2 separate regions of the Homo sapiens genome follow, and region 1 is linked to region 2. A link is a loop called in an ENCODE intact Hi-C map of the cell type or tissue named here. Cell type or tissue: endothelial cell of umbilical vein. All regions are shown on one strand. Each heading gives the region's core, and the rest is flanking DNA. Links, peaks and the distances in the headings are about the cores only.

Region 1 (6,391 bases), core at 872-5,871, 62 kb after region 2:
AGTAACTTATTTACGCAAATGGACAATGGCAGAGCATGACAAGTGAGACAGGCAGATTCAAGGACGCCCCGTGGGAAGGTGCAGGGGAAGGCCCAGACCACCAATTCTTGGGAATCTGAGGAAAGCCAACGTCCCACTCAGCTGTCGGAAAACACAAGTGGGGCCTGCCTGAACATGGGCTGGCTCACTGAGCTTGGCTTGCTAGTTCAAACACAAGGGAGTTCTGGAATAAAGATGCCATCCCAGAGACTGTAGCTTTAAATTTCTAGGTTCTCTGATCCCGAGGTCAATCTGCCTAATTAAAATTAACAATTGTCCAAATGAAGAGGCCCTCAAGACTGTTATCAACGCAGCCCAGGGGCCCCAGTTATCACAGAAGAGTCACCAGGCACATGTACTCTCTCTGCTGGAAAAGATCCACCACGTGAAAAGCAGCATTGTGCCTCAGTGCTATCTGAGCAAGCCCAAGGGAGAAGAGCCGATGGGTCTGAGACACCCTCCAAATTAGGAATGAGAAGGCAGATATCAGAGTTTCCATTTTACAGACAGGGAAGCCAGAGGCAAAGATAAGCATTTCACATATCCATCAGCATGCTAACCTTGGGACAGTACCAGTGGCCTCCCTGGAAAATCCTGAGGGCTGATAGAGTCACATGATAACTGTTTCTGATAGAGAGGAAACTCTTAGCTCCAGAAAAGAGTGGCACATGCAACTTTCTTCCCCTGGGACTGTTTCAGTACCATTCTACAGTTGGCAAACTGGGTCATGTGGGTAATTGTGATGGTTCCATAGACTGGGACTGTGCTCTCTTTGGAAGCACACTCTTCCCACTTCTGTGTTCCTGTGTGACTTCAAAAGATGGCAGATACTCTAATGTCAAGGTTAAGCCATACCAGCAGGTAGATAAGGTTTCCAATTCTGGTGCTGCCTTTTGTGGCTGTAAAACTTTGGGGAAGTTACTTCACCTTTCTAGGCTTGTTTCCTCATCAAAGGAGATAGTAAAGCCACCTTCAAAGGAGTATGTGAAAGAAACCCTGTTAAATGCCTGGTACAGAGCCTGGCTCTCAAAAGCACTCAGCCAGTGGTGATCAACAGCATCATTAGCACCAGCACCTCACCAGGAAGCAAGAGACCAGGATGACCCCTTGAGAGAGAAGAATACTCTAACTGAACCACGGGTCTGAAGGAGCCAGTCCTTCCACAGAGTCTGTTCTCTGGCTGTGCCTTAGATCCTACACATACATCAGTCCTACAACTAGAGTGATGCTCATGGAGACAGGCATCACGGCTACTTCAACTCTGCATTCCCCACAGCACCTAACAGGACGTCTTGTACACAGTAAGTACTCAAGACGTTTTCAAATGTAATAACAAAACACTGTCCATTAACCTTTCAGGCAAGCACTGAGGAAGAGGGGACAGGTTTCAAGGCAGGAATGAGGAAGGAAAGGGGACTGACCTGGGCAGCCAGTGGGCAGCTCCCACAGTAGATCTGAGCTTGGGGACAGAGGAGTCTCCACAGCACATAAGGGAAAACAAGGTTAGAGGGTCTCTGTGATTGGTTTCCCGAATCATGTTGACATTCAGGCATATTTCCATCCCTTTAAAACAATATACACATTCTTTTTAGTTTGTTTTTCCTACTTCCATCCACTGTTTGCAATGAAATATCTTTTTTAAAAAAATCTGTTCTGTGGCTAAACTTAATGAGGCCAAAAGTGTAGCATTTCTTTCCTTGGGAAAAAGAAATCTTGGCCTATGACTCAGGATACAGACATTCCTCTTGAGCTCAAATCCCAGCAATGTGCAGGATGACATTTCTAATCTGTACTCTGTGACACAGTCCAATCTGAATTATAGAACATTTTGGAATGAAGAAGGTTGAACCATATGAATTTTCCATTTTTGCAGGAAAAACATCAATAGGCAAATAACAAATATCATCAATAAATATCAATAATTTTATATGGTTCAATCTAATGTTTCCAAACAGGTTGTTTTATTTCCCTTCTAATGGATCTGCAGGCTCAAATCAAATCCCAGAGGATAGAGACTTCTCATCTATCTTTAATTTTCTCCACCATACCTGCCACTGAGCATTTATTGGACAGCCAATAAATGCTTTCTGAATGGAAAAGTATTACCAAGTAATAGTACTTCTGGTTCTGCTTTAATGAATTTGCATGAAGCACTGTAAATTCCATGGAGGCAGCCTGGTGGATGGGAGGGTGGAAGTCCCATCCAGGATGGGACAAGCTTGGGGCCAGAAGAACCTGGTATTCCTGAACTTCAGAAGCATAAAGGCACCTGTGAGAATGAAGCCTTTGTTCCCAGATGTTTAACAAGCATCTGTTATGTGCCCAGCAGTGTCTGGTGCTGGGAATATAGTCATAAGAAAAAAGACATAGTCCCTGCCTTCAGGGAGTTTACTATCTCAAAGGGAGGCAGGCATTCCAGGAATGCTTCAAATAAATAAAAATAAGATGATAACTAGGACAGAAGTGATTAAGGGCTTGCCTGGAGCCAGGGCATCCTGACCTACTCAGGGAAGTCCACCAGGGAGGGCTTCTCTGACAAACAGACAGTGAAGCTGAAATCTGAAACACAAACAGGCACAGGTTAGACATTAAAAGGAAAACAGATTCCGGGGGAGGAAGCAGGAATGGACAAGTGGAGCACAGGGACTTCCGGGGCAGGGAAGCTACTCTGTGTGATATTTAATGGTGGCTACCTGTTGTCGTACATTTGTTAAAACCCACAGAACTGTACAAACCAAGAGTGAACCCTAATGTGAACTATGGACTCTGGTTGATAATGATGTGTCAACACTGACTGGGTCACTGATTGTAACAAATATACCACACTGATGTGGAATGCTGATGGTGGGGGAGGTTGTGTGCGCAGTGGTCAGAGGGAAGTTGTGGGAATTCTTTATTTTCTATTCATTTTTGCTATGAACCTAAAACTGCTATAAAAAATAAAATCTACTGAAAGAAAGAAAGAAAGAAGGAAACAAAGAAAGAAAGAAGGAAGGAAGGAAGGAAAGAGAGAGAGAAAGAAGGGAAGGATGGGAAGGGAGGGAGGGAGAGGAGGGAAGGAAGGAGGGAGGCGAGGAAGGGGAGGGAGGGGAGGGAGCGGGGGGAGGGAGGGAGGAAGGAAGGAAGGAAAGAAGGAAGGAAAGAGAGAGAGAGAAGGGAAGGATGGGGAGGGAGGGAGGGAGGGAAGGACGGACAGGAGGAAGGGGAGGGAGGGGAGGGAGGAAAGAAGGAAGGAAGGAAGCAAGCAAGCAAACCAGGAATACAGGGAAGTAGTATCAAAGAAAACCAGGAATACAGGAATGGAGTATCCAAACAGAGGAAACAACACATGCAAAGGCCTTGCCTGAGTCAGAGTAACGCACTCCAGGTCACTGTGGCTGGAATGCAGAGGCCACAGGTAGAGGCCACAGGCAGAGAGCCTTGCAACAGGAGCCCAAGAGCAAATTCCTGTCTCCTTTCATCTTTGCTCAGTGGACATTCCAAGCAAGAAGGAGCCTCTGACTTAAAATAAAAAATTGACATTCTCACCTGGTATGAAAACAGAGCCCCAGCCATCAAAGGGGCCTCCTACCCTTTCCCCAGGATGATTATTCCCTGCCTTGGTCAGTGAAGGGAGCCACCAGCACGTGTAGACACCTCCTAAGCACAGGTGCAAGGCAGGCACGTGACTTGTTTACACTAGAGGGCAAAAAGAAACGCAAACTCTCCCACGTGCCCTGTTCACGATACTGAGTTATGACTCAGCCAGTTCCCACCGCTCAACCCAGAACAGCAGCTGTCGGTGGGGCTGCGGAGCCCACAACACAGCTCACAGCAGAAGGCAGAGCCAGGAAACCACGGAGTCCTGCACTTGGGATGTCGCCTCAGAGACCAAAACAGTAGAAGGATTCAGAAGTGCACATGAAACCACTGCCGTCTGCCACATAGAAAGCCAAGGGGAAGCTGCGCCACACCTGTCTGACAACAACCCTACAGGGCAGAGGGTCTGCACACCTGCATGCGCAATGCCCAGAGAAATCCAATACTTTAATGGTGCTTCCCCAAAGACACGGCAGCACAGGAAGAGCAGGCAGCCTGGCGCTGGATCAAGCCCCGGAAACCTGTGGTGCGATCTGCTAGCAGAAGCAGCTCACACATGCTGAGACAGACAACGCAGACAGCTGGGAAGCAGAACATGTGGCGGGTCCCTCTCTTCAGGTGGTGCAGAGGTTTGAGGAGTGGGGGGATGCCTTCCTTGAGGAAAGAAAGGCAATTTCCTGTATTTCTCAACTCATGCTTGGAAAAGTGACACAAGTCTGAGGTCTAAAAGAAATCAGGCAATAAGTCAAAAGAAAGCGAGTCAATTCTGCAGGAACTGGGAGCTGGGAGGGAGCAAGAGGAAACCCTGACAAAGTTGTGCCTGACTCTGGGACTGGGGAATTTTCCACATTTTACAGGTGTCTGCAGCAGCCTCTACTGGGTCTGAGGCTTAAGCCTGAGCCAGAAGAGACAAAAAAGCAAAATCAAAGGCCTTGAGCAAAGGAGACAGGGCTGTGACCAAGTCCTCTGCGAGAAGTGGCACTGGCTGGCACAGATGGAAGGCAACCTGGAGCACCTCCCTCCAGTCCCATGCCTCCCTGCATCTCCCAGATGTGCTCTCTGAGGCCTGGAGAAGTCAACTGGCTTCCATGGAGGCAGCCGATAACAGAAGAGGCAGAGCTTGAGTAAGGAAAACATGACTCTAAATTCAGTGCCTTCCTAGGTTTGGAATGTATTATTAAAAAAAAAAAAATTCAACAGGCTGTGTGCAGTGGCTCACACCTATAATCCCAGCATTTTGGGAGGCTGAGGTGGGCAGATCACTTGAGCCCAGAAGTTCAAGACCAGCCTGGCCAACATGGACAAACCATGTCTTTACTAAAAATACAAAAAAATTAGCTGGGCAAGGTTGCAGTGAGCCATGATAACACCACAGCACTCCAGCCTGGGCGATAGAATGAGATCTCCTTTCAAAAAAAAAAGAAAAAGAAAAAAAAATTGTTTTAAATAAATAAATGCAGTGCCCCTTACTCAATAGTGCATTATTGTTACTTCCCAGAGCACACAGTCACTGAGTAATAAAAAGGGCACAGAATTTCAAATCAACAGAACTGGTTCACATTCTGGTTCTACTCCTTACTAAATGCAATTAGTCCCTGTGATACTCAGTTTCCACCCCTGTAAAATGGGAACAACCCTTATCAGAGTCCTACCAATATACTGTAGGATTCTGGTAAGGATCCTCCAACAAGAATCACGGCTCCTCTGAGGCTGTGGTCTTCATTTTAGATAAGATATTCTGGCCAGGGAAGAATAAAGGTCTCAATTCCTGCCAAAAAAATTTTATTCAATACATAAATTTACCTTGTTTGCTTTAAGACTTACTCATCCAACTATTTTTGAGAGGAAATAAATGCTTTAAAAATTGAACACAGGCAAAATTAAAAGAATCAGGATTAAAACAGAAACTCTGTCTAAAGAATACAAAGGATAAGTGCCAGGGCTCTAGCAGTGGAGACAAACAGGGAAACGCATTGGGTTGCACTGATTTATTTTCTGGCTGACGAAAAAAAGCAGCACATAGAATACTGTGCAGCCAGCATGTACCCAGCCAAGCTCAAATGTACAAGTAACTTCTTTAACCTGAGAGCCATGAAGAAGAGCAAAGTGATAACTGACAACTTGGGACCCAGAGCTTCCAGGCAACTGCTCACCCTCTGTCCTCCCTAGGCCAAGGGCGTGCCCTGTTTTGAGAGAAGAGGAAAGCAGCCATATTTCCAGTCTGAACCACACATCACACTTCCGCCTGCACAATTTCAGAACAAACAACTTAGAGTCAACTTCTAGAAGGTCCTGGCAGAGAAACCATTATTCTGACCATAAAAAAGTATAAACAGGTTCAATCATAGGCTCTGGGTAAAGATAAGAAATTACAGGCAGTGGCATTCTCCAACTCCAACCCAGCCAGGAACAGTGCATTAGAAAAAATGCCCGCCTTGACGACAGAAGCATCCCTTAGCTGTGGATGCTGTTAGATGGCCTCTCACAGCAATGTGACCTGCAGGGGATAAATAAAGCAACTCAAAACCTCCATTCATAGAAACAGGGTCCTTATCATAAATGGAATGAATCCTAAATAGAAACAGGTAGTTTCCTTCTTTTTGCAAAGAACATCTTTCAAGAGCAGGCCACAGAGGTGGATTTAAAGTCAGACATGTGAATATTCCATACCCCTAAATCCCACAAGTTGATAACTAACAGTCCATTCAGGGAAACAAGAATGAGAATAAAACCAGAGTGAGAATAAAACCAGGACAAAGAGCTCCCTGTGGCG
Region 2 (6,391 bases), core at 580-5,579:
AGGAAGCCCAAGGGTTCTTGGAGGAGCCTGTGTGAGTTTAGTGGCATGTCTTGTCTACATGTCAGGTTGCAGACCTTTCAAATTCTGACACCAGGAGACAAATCCATCTGCACTCTGGTCCATCTAATGCCTGGTGAGGAGTCTGCTCCAAGCCAGAGGTTTCTGGGTGATAAAACAGTATTCCTGGCCTCCCAGAGCTCCTCACACTCCCATGGTCAGAGCTCAATGCCCCAACATTGTCCTAGTTCCCCACATCACGCCCTGGTCATCACCCAGGGCGGGGATCTCAACCCTCCTGCACGTTCAACTCTCCAGGGAGCTTTCAAGAGAAACTCCCAGTACCTGGGCCCAACCACACCTCCGGGGACTGGGCTTCCTGGGCAATTCTGATGCATGTCGAGGGCTGAGATCCACTGTCCCGGAGAATCTCGGGCTCCAGCCCCCTTCTCCCTCTCAGATAGAGCCCATCTGCCAGGTCCCCCGTGGCCTGCTGCCCACTTACCCACGAATCAGTCTACACTAGGCTCTGGCACAGGCTCTAGGGTGATGGCTCCTCCCAGGGAACCCTTGTTCTTTAACAGGGGCCTCCTCTAGAAAATGGATGAGCAGCCAAAAAGTGACACCTTGAGCCTCTCTCCTCCCACCTCAGGCTAACAGCAGGTGGTGGCTCAGATAGTGGGTGAAAATGCTTAACTACAACGTTCAATTAAATGGTCATTATTATACTTTATATCATCAAAACCAAGTTGCACACATTCTTTGTCTGTCTTCGGAGACATCTGGGAGAACAGGATTCCTGAGGTCACAGGGTGGGGAGCTAAGCTCTGGCTGCCGGGCTGTAAAGCTGATGTTCAAGGGGAGAGGTCCCAGGCTCCTCTGGTGGCTGGGGGATGGGGCTATAAGATGGTGAGCTCGAAGCTCCAGGGAGGAGTGGGCTGGGGCATGTTGCTCTCAGGGACTTTGTGATGCAGTGCTGCCTGGTGGCCTTCGAGGAGGGTGAGACACCAGGAGAGGCCCCTAGGAAACCGGGTCAGGACTCAAGAGCCAGGTGTGCCAGGGAGGCCATCAGAGTGCAGGGGGTGACCTCAGCTACACGAGGGACAGCCGCTGTGCCCCCACAGGCCTGTGGGGACCAAAGGGGCTGGGTGTCCAGAAAGCTCTCTGGCAAAAATACAGAGGGATGTGCAACTGCAATGTAGAGCCTTTATCATCATCTGTTTCTTAACTCCTCGGGATTAAGAGGCCAGCTACTAAAACATTTCCAGTGCAGAAACTGCGAAGTGGAGGAGCAGAACTGGACGGGAGCTCTGAGACCATTTCACTAAGTCCCCTTTATTTTACGGAGGAGAACTTGAGGTTCTGCAGCCAGGTGCCCCACCTCTCAGACTAGGCTTCCTAAGAGGTTCTAACATGCTTAGGAGCTCAACCATCCCTGAAATGGCTACAAAATCCCACTCTCCTGGGACTGACTTTATGGAAATATTCTGAAGTTAGAAACAAGATGGTAACTCTCCCCACAGTCACAGCCCCGGAAGGCGGGCAGCTGAGACCTGGCTGGGGGCCAGGAAGGGGTGGTTCCAGCTTCAGTCATTCATGCTGACCCAGCTGCCCCCGATCCCCCACCCTCCCCCTGCACCAGCCTCCCAGATTAGCACAGGGCTAAGAGGGCTGCTTTCTCTCCCGGCCAGGATTCTCTGTCCCTGCCATCTGATTCTCTGTTGTTAAACCATAGCTCCAGGCTGCTTCCAGGAAACACTCCCTAAGTATCCATGTGGACATATCAGTCTAACTCATATGCCCCATGTACTGGTTGAAACTTGTAATATATTGTAGTCATGTACTAAAATAAGTCTGCCTTTTAAAAAAATTAAGTTGTTTAGAGACACTTTGCTCTTGAGAGCCTGTTAACTGAAATCAGCTGGGTGTTGAGTGTGAACTCACCCAAAGTGAAAAGTGTGGTTAGTTAGATCCAGAAAACGAAGACTGGCTGCCCTGAAACCCCCAGAAAAAAAAGGATGTAGGACATTCAAAACCTGGTGCCTCCTAACAAGCAGCAAGTAGAAAAAACAGACTCTGATGTAAGTCACCATCAAAAGGACTTCGTTTAAAAAGAAAAAAAAGTTCCACCTAGGCTGTGAAAGAGACAGAGGGTCAGTGTGGCCCAGAGACAAATAAGAAGGAATAGTGGGCTGGGTGTAATGGCTCACACCTGTAATCCCAACACTTTGGGAGGCTGAGGTGGGAGAATTGCTTGAGTTCAGACGTTTGAGACCAGCCTGGTCAACATAGCAAGACCCTGTCTCTACAAAAAAATAAAAATTAGCCAGGTGTGGTGGTACAAGCCAATAGTCCTAGCTACCTGGGAGGCTGAGGCAGGAGGATCACTTGAGCCCAGGAGTTCAAGGCTGCAGTGAGCTGTGATGGTGCCATTGCACTCCAGCCTGGGTGGCGGGAGTGAGACCCTGTCTCAAAAAAAAAAAAAAAAAAAGGAATCGTGATATTCCCTTGTGGCATCTCTTTGCTCTCCTTGCTCCCTTCATATTGTGTAATGAATAATAAATTATTAAGTCTATGTCTTCTAAGAAATAAATGCTTTAAACATTTAAAGCTAGAGCTGTTTTCCCCTGGGCCTTTGACTTAAAGCCAATCCTCCATTGCCTGCTGCTCCATAGGAAGGCAAGACTCATTTGATGAGCTCCATGTGTATTGTCCTAGCTTGACCCCAACTCCCCATTTACCTAGTGTGCCCCAAGGACTAGAAGCATAGGCTCAAAAAGGTTCTGCTGCTGGGAGCTGGAGGTTGGGGGCACCTCCCTCGGATACAAAACGTGGATAATGGCTGACTCTGTGCTGGGATGGCCACAGCTATCTGGGCTCCAGATCCAGGATCCTAACCTTCCCCGGGCTGTTTCTACTTGGATCTGTTTTTTCTCTGCTCTTAGCAGGTCTAAAGTGAATCTGTTTTTCTTCTTCCTTACTCTCCCCCATCTCCTCCAATTAAACACATTAAAACCCAGCCCTGTCTATCTTGTCTCTCCATCTGCAGCCAGCTTTCAATTACCCACGCCTGGGTTATTTATGGCAAATGTCCAACCAGGGGTTCTGCCACCCAGAACGTTTCCGAGCACAGACTGACCAGCAGCCGCTGCAGGCGCAGGGAGCATGAACTCATTTCATTATCAGCCCGAGCCAGACATTTGGAAGGGAAATCTGCCAAGAGAAAATCACAGATGCGTTCCTCAGCCAAAGAGAAGCGACGTTTGTATTATGATTTGTTTCTGATCCTCTGTGTCCCTTCCTCCTTAGCATGGGTAATGATGACACAGCTGTTTCTCCAGCAAACTCCAAGAGCAAATGTCACTCCTGCTTTCCAGGGGCATCATTCTGTAATTCCCTCTCATTTGCACTCTGGTGGAGCATGCGGGGCTGAGCAGGAGGAGGTCAGCACGGCTATGGGAGGCCATGGCCGAGTCAGCGAAGGCTGGGGCCCAGGTCTAGACAATCTCTGCATTCAGCAGCAGCACAGAGCCCGTGTTCTATTATCTGTATAAATGGAGCAGAAAATTCAAAAGCCATTTGCAGTGGTTTCTGGCATGCCTTATCTAGGTCGGGTGCCTTTCTCTCCAATTTACTTTTTTTTTTTTTTTTTTTTGAGACGGAGTCTCACTTTGTTGCCCAGGCTGGGGTGCAGTGGTGCGATCTTGCAATCTCCGCCTCCCAGGTTCAAGCCATTCTCCTGCCTCAGCCTCCGGAGCAGCTGAGATTACAGGCACGTGCCACCACACCCCGCTAATTTTTGTATTTTTAGTAGAGACGGGTGTTTCACCATGTTGGCCAGGCTGGTCTCAAACTCCTGACCTCAAGTGATCCACCCGTCTTGGCCTCCCAAAGAGCTGGGATTACAGGTGTGAGCCACCATGCCCGGCCTCTTTCCAATTTACCTTCTGATGATGTTTGTCAGCATTTCCCATAAGGGTTCTGTGAAACACTGTTTGGGAGATATCAGTGTGGGGGATTTAATTCATTTGAAAAAAGATGCACACTGTATTCTCCTGTGAAAGCACACAATAGTACACTCAAGGCTCTGAGAAGGTGCTATTTTTGGTACCAACACCAATTTAATTTCATTTAACTCTGTGATTTCGTGATTTCTAAACGTGTTTAGGAACAGAGTAGCAGTTTTGTATTTCTTGTTCTGTTTTTGTTTTCTTACAAAACCCTTATGGAACCAGCATTTGAAAGCCACAGTTTCAGTTACGGTTGGTAAGAATGCGGCTCCCCAGCGAGGCTTGCTGGGTGGGAGATGCAGGAGGTGAGGAGTGGAGGCTAGCCGGCCCTGAGGGCTGCCTGGCTGGACCACAGGCCTGGCCTGGGTGAGAAGTAAGGTGGGGCTGTCAGTGGAACCAGTACCTCTTGGTGCTGCATGCATCCGGGCAGGTGGGGCACTTCTCACACATCTCCCCAAAGGCCCCCGGCTCCGTGCATTGGCACTGCCCACAGAGACAGTGCCCACGCTCGCTGCAGATCTGGCCATCTCTGCCCCGGCATGTGCTGATGTCTGTCGAGCAGTTACAGTTGTCCCCGATGTAACCTGCATGGCACTTGCATTCCCCGCAGTGACACTCGCCATGGCCTAAAAGGATACATGTGGCACATCAGCACCTGCTCACCTTTACACATGAGCACATAACCATCTGGTGCCCCACATGCCAGGACTGGGATTCAGCAGAGAATGGAACACCAACTCTGCCCTCAGAGCCTGTTTGGGGAGATAGACAGAGGGCCTAGAGCCAGCATGAAGGGACAGCAGGGGACCCTGGCAGCGGGTGTGGCTGGGTTGGGTCTAGACTGGTGCTCCAAGTTGGTCCAGAACTTGGCCAAGTTGGGCCACAGGGCCAGGACCCAGGGAAGCTTCCTCCTGCTTCAGTTGTGTGAATAATGGCCCCCAAATATGTTCCCACTCCAATCCCCAGAGTATCACTGTTACTTTCTACAGCAAAAGAGCTTTCACAGATGAGATTAAGTTAAGGATTTTGAGATGAGGGATTCTCCTGGATTGTCTCTGTGGGCCCTAAATGTAATCACCAAGGTTCTTCTGAGAGGGAGCAAGGGAGACTGGACTACAGAGGAAGGTGGCAGTGGGACAACAGAAGCCAGGATGCTGGCTGCTGCTCTGAAGATGGGGAGGATGCCAAGAGCCAAGGAATGCGAGGAATGCAGCTCTGGAGGCTGGAAAGGCCAGGAAGCCGATGCTCCCTGGGAGCCTCAGAGGGAATGCAGCCCTGCCGACACCTCCATGTTAGCCCAGTGAAAATGATTTCAGGCTTCTGACCTCCAGAGCTGTAAGAAAATAAATCCGTGTTGCTTTATGTCACTAAATCTGCGGTCATCTGTTACAGCCATAGCAGAAAACACGGTTGTTCTCCCTGAGTCCTAGTTAGAAGCTGAATTCCTGCCCAGGGACCCGAAACCCAGAAATGGATGATTTAGGAGCAGATGCTGAGAACAGCAGCAGCAGCAGCAGCAGCTAACACTCACCAGTGCTTCCTATATGAGCACCTTACACGTAGAAATGGGATGAATCCGCACAGTGACTTATGGGGCAGGCATTATTGTCCTTGTTATATAAGGGGTGAAACCAAGACCCAGAAAGGTGAAGCAATGGTTGATGGTCACACAGCTAGTGGCAGCAGAGCCAGGACTCAAACCCAGAGAGTCTGGCTCCAGAGTCCATGATCTCAGTGCCAAAGTCTACTGCCTCCTATGAGCACAGGCAGCCAGGACTAGAACCTGCAGGGGGATGCCCTGGCCCTTCCTTGCAGGGGGTCCTCTCCATCGCCTGCAAGGGTGGAGAGGCGGGGGCTGCCCCCACTCAGCAGGTGTGAGGGGCAGGAATATCACTCGGCTCAGAGGAATGTGTGTGCTTGTGAGAAAGCGAGTGTGAGTGTGTATGAGTGTGTGAGTGCAAGTGTGTGTGAGGAAGTATTTAAGTGTATGTTTGTGAGTGGGTGCAAGTGTGCATGAGTGTGTACAAGTGTGAGTGTATGTGTGTTGGAGTGCAAGTGTGAGGGAGGATGTGTGTGAGTGCGAGCATCTGTGTGTGTTGGAGTGTGTGTGTGAGGGTGTGTTGGAGTGTGAGTGTTTGTTCTGGAGTGTGAGCGTGCTGGACTGTGAAAAGACTAGATAGCACCGTCTTCCAAGGGGACCAAGGGCCTGACAGTGGAGTCTCCATTTTCTACACAATCAGAGGCAGAACGCAGTGCTACAATTGGTATTTTTTAAAAAATCAACTTTGTATTATTTTTTTCCCTAATGCCATTATGTGAAGGCTGATATTAATACAACCAAGAGTTTCATTTGCTGAGCACCACTCATCAACTAGTGGGTGACT

What was found. A loop is a pair of places that touch in the nucleus more often than their neighbours do. Peaks named below come from ENCODE experiments on the same cell type or tissue, not always from the same donor. Only the 100,000 strongest peaks of a DNase experiment are listed, where the experiment ranks them.
Region 1: it touches region 2 in a loop (6-fold over the local background); 23 of 110 quality-filtered maps call a loop at or near these places.

The regions. Positions count from the first base shown.
Region 1 is chr3:124,831,417-124,837,807 of GRCh38, forward strand. The region is part of intron 5 of ITGB5 (integrin subunit beta 5); the gene reads right to left. Among named protein-coding and RNA genes, the nearest start is that of ITGB5, 53 kb to the right of the region's middle. RefSeq lists enhancers at 2,660-3,159, 3,524-3,613, 3,854-4,063 and a silencer at 4,026-4,320. In endothelial cell of umbilical vein, for the core only: no CTCF peak of the experiment used is centred there; DNase peaks (open chromatin) are centred at 1,575 and 3,785; H3K27ac peaks cover 2,417 bases.
Region 2 is chr3:124,769,280-124,775,670 of GRCh38, forward strand. ITGB5 (integrin subunit beta 5) reads right to left here. Exons shown (of 15, transcript NM_002213.5): 11 at 4,411-4,633. Among named protein-coding and RNA genes, the nearest start is that of MIR544B, 40 kb to the left of the region's middle. RefSeq lists enhancers at 1,798-1,877, 2,818-3,533, 3,534-4,248, 4,965-5,679, 5,680-6,391. In endothelial cell of umbilical vein, for the core only: no CTCF peak of the experiment used is centred there; DNase peaks (open chromatin) are centred at 3,202 and 5,232; H3K27ac peaks cover 3,078 bases.